2 separate regions of the Homo sapiens genome follow, and region 1 is linked to region 2. Evidence: chromatin contacts called from ENCODE Hi-C data. All regions are on one chromosome and are shown on one strand. Each heading gives the region's core, a stretch centred on a gene start or an enhancer-like site at or near the end of the contact. The rest is flanking DNA. Distances are from core to core; before and after follow the strand shown.

What was found. A loop is a pair of places that touch in the nucleus more often than their neighbours do. Pooled maps may share reads with other maps.
Region 1: a loop to region 2 is called in a map of OCI-LY7, with 14 times the contacts of the local background. The contact joins two enhancer-like sites. A Hi-C loop is called at or near these places in 1 of 168 maps with a recorded cell type or tissue (OCI-LY7), 1 of 37 single-sample maps with no recorded cell type and 4 of 50 pooled maps.

Annotation. Positions count from the first base shown.
Region 1 is chr10:95,986,495-95,990,551 of GRCh38, reverse strand. It overlaps CC2D2B (coiled-coil and C2 domain containing 2B), which reads right to left. Exons shown (of 35, transcript NM_001349008.3): 20 at 2,210-2,302. All of the region lies in intron 2 of ENTPD1-AS1 (ENTPD1 antisense RNA 1), which reads left to right. Among named protein-coding and RNA genes, the nearest start is that of CCNJ, 55 kb to the left of the region's middle. Within about 2 kb of position 2,396, at least 2 of the 41 ENCODE cell types and tissues checked have a DNase peak (open chromatin) inside an H3K27ac peak, as active enhancers do.
Region 2 is chr10:95,427,206-95,431,150 of GRCh38, reverse strand. All of the region lies in intron 6 of SORBS1 (sorbin and SH3 domain containing 1), which reads left to right. Among named protein-coding and RNA genes, the nearest start is that of SORBS1, 130 kb to the left of the region's middle. RefSeq lists enhancers at 180-680, 792-881. Within about 2 kb of position 1,335, at least 9 of the 41 ENCODE cell types and tissues checked have a DNase peak (open chromatin) inside an H3K27ac peak, as active enhancers do.

The DNA of each region.
Region 1 (4,057 bases), core at 1,147-3,646, 560 kb before region 2:
AGGTGAACAAGACCCCGGTGGCCCCTTCACTGGCCACTCTCTCTCTTCTCCCACTTTCCCTTGGCACGATGCAGGCTGAGCTCCTGGCTGTTCCTCCCACAGGCCAGGTGTGCTTCTACGCCAAGTTTTCTACGCTGGGTTCCATCAGCCTAGAATATTCTTTCCCTAAACTTCCATGGCTAGCTTCCTTGTCTCCTTTAGGTCTTTTGCAGAAGTGTTACCTTCTTACCGGATTCTTTGACCACTTCTATTTAAAATTGTGCCCTTACTCACCCCAACCCCTCCCCTCCACCCAGAACTCCTGTTCTCTCTTCCTACTTTATTTTTCATAGCACCTTTCACTCTGTAACATACTAATAATGTGTTTCCAATTATCTGACTTATAGAATATATACTCAAGGAGCTCAGGGATTATAATAGGTGCTCAATAAATATTTCTTGAATAAATTAATGAAATGGACAGATTGAAGAGATGTGCTACCCTCTTAGAGAAAACGTTTCAGTAAAAACTTTAGTAATATTTGAGACTACTGGGACCTCATTCTGTACTGCTGTAATCCTGGCCTCAGCCATCACTGACTCCAGTAACACAGCAGGAAATGTAATGCACATAACTCACAGTTCCATGAGTTCCTCTCATAGAAGGATTTAGGTACCTATGGCCGTAATAGGCCTCCAGAAGCAAACTTTTCCAGTATCTTTGATTATAGTAATTATCCCATGAAACTACCAAACCTGTAGTTTCATTTTATTTTATTTTTCAAACCTGTAGTTTTAAACTGTCCTCAGCAAAGAAGTCTTCACAAGGAGTTAAAATCTAAACACAAAATGTTTGGAAAGTGCCTTTCCGGGATTCCTGTATGAAGTTCAAGCATACTCAGATACTTGCTCTCTTACATCCTTCCTAACCCTCTGCTACCCTCCCTCCTGGGCTTCTCCTTACATAAAAAAGAAGAAACAGGATAAGGAGGATATGTGTTCTCTTTTCTTATAAGCAAGAACACTTCTTTATTTCCCGAGACCACAAACTCACTATTAAAGCACATCCCAACTTAAAACATACAGCAAGCTAGTAAAGAAGTAAGAGAGGCAGGGGATGAGTGGGAAAAACAGCTGCCAGTGATAAAGGGGGCTGTCTCATGCCTGGGAGAGCTACAGCGGTCCACATTCCATCTCACAGTCATGGTGTACGAACTAGAAGAACACTTGTGGTTTGATCTCATTTGCCCCTCACATTGGATGTAAAGCAAAGCAAGCATTAATATTGTCCGTTTTTGTAAAAAATAAAGTGGGACTCAGTGATTTGGTTACTTGCCAGTGACACACAGGGTAGTAAGAACAGGTCTTCAGACACCTGCCTGGGGCTCTACTAGCTATACATGGTTGCCTCTCACCTGTCCCCATGAGGGATCTGGAATGTATCTCTTAGCTCTTTCCATAGCTTTCCTTGCTTCTTTTCAAATTACCCTGCAAGGCTGCACTGGTGCTCTACAGCAAAGAAGATGTAGGTGGGTAAGAGTCTACTTTTGTAGGAGTTGTAGAAACCACCTCAACTCCCATCCTTTAATTCATTAATTTCTCAAACATTTATCAGCATTTTCTCAGTGTAAGATACTATGCTAGGCACTAAGGATCTGTAGATGTCGCCCCTGCACTAAGCTTCTAAGTCTAGTGGCATGATGAGGGGTTGATAGAAATCAGGCATGAAATCCAGTGAAGGATTCCACTCAAACCTGGTTAAGACTCTGCTAGAGTGTTTTGTAAATATTCACTATTTGGCTTCGTTTCAAAGCGTATCTATTTTTCTAATACTGTCTGTGTGCCTCTGGTAGCTCCTTCATCCCTTCATCTCCTGAATTGCTATAGTCCTTGACATCATGAGGCACCAGTAAATATGAGTTCTGGCAAAATGCTGGGGTATCTCTCAAGGTGAACTTTTAGAGTCAAAGAAGAGATGGGAAGTCTTTAAAATGTATGTTTAAACAGAAAAGGTTGGGATGTGCTTTAATAATGAGTTCACTGTCAATGAAGTAACCTAACTCTCAAAAAGAGGTCTGAAAAGAACAGAAAACTCCTCAGTGATCTGAAAGAGGTGACGAGTGAGTGGATTCGTCCATCTGACTCTCTGGAAGGACTATAATACCATGGATCTAGCAGACCAGTTTTCACAAAAACAAATGCAAATATATTGATAATACTGTGTTGTTACCTTTTTCAGAAAATTGGCAGAATTAATCCTTTGTGCTGTAATAGAATTTACATCTGAAACGGATACCTCCTTCTCTTTCTGACTTTCATACTCCTAAATACAGAATTGTTAGTTTCACTTCTTGAATGTAACAAAGAGTTCACATATGACACATTGCAATAAATATCACTAGTCACTTCAGTCCATGTGTAAGACACTGGAAACATTCTGAGACTGACAGAAGAAAACATTTCTTTTAGATTCTCCCACTGAGGATAGGCTAAAAACCAGTTTCTAACTATATTCTGTTTGGGTCTAGATTGAAGTCCATTCATCTTTTAAATTAGAGTAATGATTAAGAACAAGATTTGTGACTGAGAAAATGATTTTTTAGAAAAGTGAAGAGGATTGAGAAAAGATTCTTCATGTATGCATTTGCCCTGTATCACTAAAAACAAAATACGTGGTTAAGAGCATGGGCAGTGGAGGCAGACAGTCCTAGGTTCAAGTTGGCCCTGGCATTTACTAACTGTGCAGTTTGGAAAAGTTGATTAACTGCTCCAGACCCCACTTTCCTCTTCAGTAATAATAATAATGCCTCTGTCACAAGATTGTTTGTGAGACTTAATTGAAATAATATCTGTAAAGTGCCTGGCATATACTAAGTAGTTAATGTGTGTTGACTATAATAAATAATTTTAATATTACATATATAGTCAGTATAAGATTGTCAGGATGCTTCATCTAAATAAAGTAAATTTGCATTTGTTATTTATGCATTTTCAGTATTATATATCCCCAATGCACTTGGAAATGATTTTATATTATAGATATTATTAAAGACTATACAAAAATAATGAAGTAAATACTTTAGAATCTTCAGCCATGAAACAACGCATGCTCATTATCTGAAGGTAAGTTACTTGTTCTTCTAATTATCCATAAGAAATCCTGAAATTAATTCTTTTGCAAGTAACAACTTTTATTTAACAAAATATTATATTGCCATTTCATATCACGTTATTTACATTTTTTTTTTTGAGACAGAGTCTCACTCTGTCACCCAGGCTGGAGTACAGTGGCACGATCTCAGTTCACTGCAACCTCTGCCTCCTGGGTTCAAGTGATTCTCCTGCCTCAGCCTCCCAAGTAGCTGGGATTACAGGTGTGTGCTGCCACACCTGGCTAATTTTTGTATTTTTAGTAGAGACGAGGGTCTCACCATGTTGGTCAGGCTGGTCTTGAAACCCTGACCTTGTGATCTGCCCACCTCAGCCTCCTAAAGGGCTGGGATTACAGGCATGAGCCACCATACCCGGCCTCATATCACTTTATTTACTTTTAAAGTATTAAGTTTTAGGAGTTAACACAATACTCTGGATATTAATATTTTAATTTTATATATGTTGGGAATAACTTTTCTAATCTGTAGGTTTTTAATTTTAATGTTATAAAATTTATTAATCTGGCCAGGCACTGTGGCTCATGCCTGTAATCCTAACACTGTGGGAGGCCGAGGCGGGCGGATCACTTAAAGTTAGGAGTTCAAGACCAGTCTGGGCAACATGACAAAACCCTGTCTCTACCAAAAATACAAAAATTAGCCAGGCATGACAGCGCACACCTGTAGCCCCAGCTACTACAGAGGCTGAGGAATGAGAATCACTTGAACCCAGGAGGTGGAGGTTGCACTGAGCCGAGATCACGCCATTGCACTCCAGCCTGTGCGACAAAGTGAGACTCCATCTCAAAGAAAAACTAATTAATCTTGTTCTTTATAATTTATACTTTTCGTGTCTTATTTAAGAAATACCTTTGTATCCCAAAATTGAAATGCCCATTTCAAGTTTTGCTTTTCACAAGTAATCT
Region 2 (3,945 bases), core at 86-2,585:
GCTAGGCAGTAGGGTATGCAGACCCCTCTGGTGCAGCGGGAGTGGTGTGTTGTGATAAGACAGATATGATATGTAGGATGGAAATGGCCAGACCTAGCATCCTGGAAACTGATTTTCTTCCTTCCCAGCTACCCATAACAGGTGCCAGGGCACATGCTGGTGGATGAGGCCAGGCTAGGGTTTGAGCACAAACCCCTTTCTGGTGATGTTGGTCCCCGTGAGGGCTTCTTTGTCCTTAGGCTGAGGGCAGGCCCGAGCAGCCCACAGCCCTAAAAGTCAACAGAGTAGCTTCTTGGTCCTGCATCCCTGAGCCCAGCCCTGACTCCTGACCCGCTGGAAAGGTGGGGGTGAGGAGAGAAGGCAAAGTTATTTTATTCTAAGGCTAACCTCATCCAGCCTCTCCAAGCCTAACTGGGACGACCCACTTCCAAGCTAGAGAGCATTTGGAGAAGAGAGAATCCTAAGGGATGATGCAAAGAGAAAGGCTTTAATGTGCAGTCCCCTGGCCCAGTCAAATAACCTTACAAACCAACTGTCCCGTCCTCTGGCAGCAAATGGAGGTGGTGGAGAGGGAGCTTGGAGCTCCCTCTAGTGGTTACAGTGTGGCATTGACGTAGAACACAATGCCCACCAGGTGTACGCCTGTGCTACCAGTACCGTGTGTGGATTTGTTTTTTTTTCTGTTTCGTTTTCTTTTTTTGAGACAGGGTTTACTCTGTTGCCCAGCTTGGAGTACAGTGATGTAATCATGGTTTGCTGCAGCCTCGGCCTCCCGGGCTCAATCTGTCCTCCCACCTCAGCCTCCCAAGTAGCTGAGGTGCACGTCACCACACTTGGCTAATTTTTGTATTTTTTGTAGAGACAAAGTTTCTCCATGTTGCCCAGGTTGATGTTGAACTTGTAGGCTCAAGTGATCCACCTGCCTCGGCCTGGCAAAGTGCTGGGATTACAGGTGTAAGCCACCATGCCCGGCCCCGTGTGTGGATTTGAGGCACTTTTGGAAACACTCTCTTGTCCCAGAATACTTTTGTGTCTTACAAATTTCTACCAGCTAATTTGGTGAAAAGAAATTTCACCACATCTTTTTCACCAAACCATCAGCAGATTGTTTTAAAATGCAAATACTGTACTCGGAAGAATTAAGGGATAGTTATCAGTCATTCACACCTTACAGTAAGTTCATCTTTGTAAATTGAGATCATCGAATCCAAATAAGCATACATTCATTCAGCATTATCTATGTGCCAGGTGCTGCATGAGTCACTTGGAATTGTGATGAGAAAGGAGGAAAAGAGAGCAATTCTAGGTGCATTAGGTGAGGGCAAAAGGCAGTATGTTGCAACAGGAGTCAGGTGTGGACTTGTAGTCAGCCATCTTCCTTTCGGGCTGTGGGTAAGTCCTAGTGACTTTGAGCCCATATCAAGTATGAGGAACTTGGGCCAGATGCTTTCCAAGCCTTTCTAGCTCCAGAATGCTCTGCGACCTTAGGAAGTTTGGAAATTAGCCTAACAAATGGAATCCCTTTGATTGGTGATAAATTTAAGATGGTACAGGAGGGCAGTTTGGATGAAAAGGAACAAGCTGGGTTTGAGTAGAGGAAACAAAGAAAAAATCCACGTGCTCATTAAGTATACAACGCAGACTAGAATAAGTTAACACTGGGGAGTGGGCTTAAAAGAGGATGTCAGTAAGCCGGGCGCAGTGGCTCACACCTGTAATCCCAGCGCTTTGGGAGGCCGAGGTGGGCAGATCAGTTGGGGCCAGAAGTTCGAGACCAGCCTGGCCAACATGGTGAAACCCCGTCTCTACTAAAAATACAAAAATCAGCCAAGCATGGTGTTGCACGCCTGTAATCCCAGCTACTCGGGAGGCTGAGGCAGGAGAATTGCTTGAACCCGGGAGGTGAAAGTTGCAGTGAGTGAGATCATGCCACTGCATTCCAGCATGGAAGACAGAGCAAGATTCCATCTCAAAAAGAAAAAAAAAATGAGGATGTGAGTATAGGTAATTCAGAAATGGTAATCTTGTCCCCTTACCATGCTACCTATTGGCTAACATCCTGCTGGCTCTTGACTCTGACAGTGTCCATGTCACCCTCCGGACTGACAACTTGCTGGCCCATACCAGTCTATTGTCCTATCCTGGGGCCTAGGAGCCCCTGGGCCTTCCCTGGCTTCATAAAAACAGTTTTCAGCAGTATTTGCAGACAGCCAAGCCCAGTCTGGACTGGGAGCCCAAGTGTGAGGTAGTGGATGGCTCTTGCCAAGGATTGCTTCCTACTCCCAATGCCTTTGCAGATAGCTAATGTCAGATGGCGTCTGGCTCCCTCCCTTCTCACCAGGGACAGCATTTGTCCCCCAGCTGCTCTGCCTGCTTCCTCTCTGACTTGCTCCCTGTTTGCCACCTTCTTCAATGCCTATAGGTGTCCAGGTTGTTGATTATTTGCCTGGACTGGAAGGTCCAGTCCCTACCTGGTCCCCTGATACCCACATTTCAGCAGTGCCCCCTATTTCTAGTCCTTGTCCCAACCCCCTCACCTGGGAGAGATGATATAGTTCTGGTTTCACACAGTTCTCTACTGAGGCTGAGCACTGCCACTTACTGTCTTTGCGGTATGGACAAATTACTCCACCTTACAGGGCTTCAGTTGCCTTATTTGTAAATTGGAGATGACCATAACAGAGTTGTTGAGATTAAATGAGCTCTTTCTTCTTCTTCTTTTTTTTTTTTTTTTTTTTTGAGATGGAGTCTCACTCTGTCACCCAGGCTGGAGTACAGTGGTATGATCTCGGCTCGCTGCAACCTCTGCCTCCTGAGTTCAAGCAATTCTCTTGCCTCAGCCTCCCAAGTAGCTGGGACTATAGGTGTCTGCCACCACATTCGGCTAATTTTTTTTGTATTTTTAGTAGAGACCAGGTTTCACTGTGTTGGCCAGGCTGGTCTTGAACTCCTGACCTCATGATCCACCCGCCTTGGCCTCCCAAAGTGCTGGGATTACAGGCATGAGCCACCACACCCAGCTAAATGAGCTCTTTCATGTCAAGCATTTGGCACAGGCCCAAAGCAAGTGCTTTTTAAGAGTAACCATTCTAGTTCCTGCAGGTCAAGAGGCTTGTTAAAGATTTGAAAGAATTTCAGTTTGAAGCCATGAGGGCCTCACCCCTAGCATGGTGGCAATGGGAGTGAAGAGCAGAGGCTGAGGTCAAAGTGTCTTTTGGAGAATGAAATGACCAGGGCTCCTTGTGGTGTATTTAAGGACCACAGAGAGGTAAGACTCCATGTGGCCCAGGAGATGCCTTCCCTGGTTGGCTAGGAGAGTAATTGTGGCACTCATGGAGTTGGGGGGATTTGTGAAGAGTGCTGGAAAGAATGTTGAATTCCATCTTTTGACATGTCAAGTTTCTTGGCAAGGGAAGGACTTCCAGGAGAATGTTTCTAATGGGAATTTGGAAATTTGGAGTCCAATGTGTGGATTTGGAAGCCATCTGCATCCACATGAACTTTGAGAGAATGGAGACATTCTCGGTGGAGTGACAGAGAGAGCCCTTGAAATTGCCCAGTTAACACTCATTCTCCAGACTCCTCCATTCAAGTGGTGGCTTAACTCAAGATCCCTGACCACAGCTTCCCGATCAGCCTCCTCATCTCTGAATGTGGACCTTGGTTTTTGGATCAGAACCATCTGAAAGGAATGGCAGTAATCTTAGTACCGACTCCCTGCCCCCAGGAGAAACCTCATCACCTTATCCCTGCCTCCTGACCTCATTGCCACACCAGGTCTGAGCGTTGGCCATGTTGGTTCAGAGTGACTTGATCATGTCCCAGGTCAGGGTGTTTTCACTCCAGACAGGGAGCCTGAGTTGGTGGTGAGTGTGATACAAAGCTTTCTGTCTGGTATAGTCTAAAGATCTTGTGGCTTGATATATCAATTCCTGTGTTCTGACT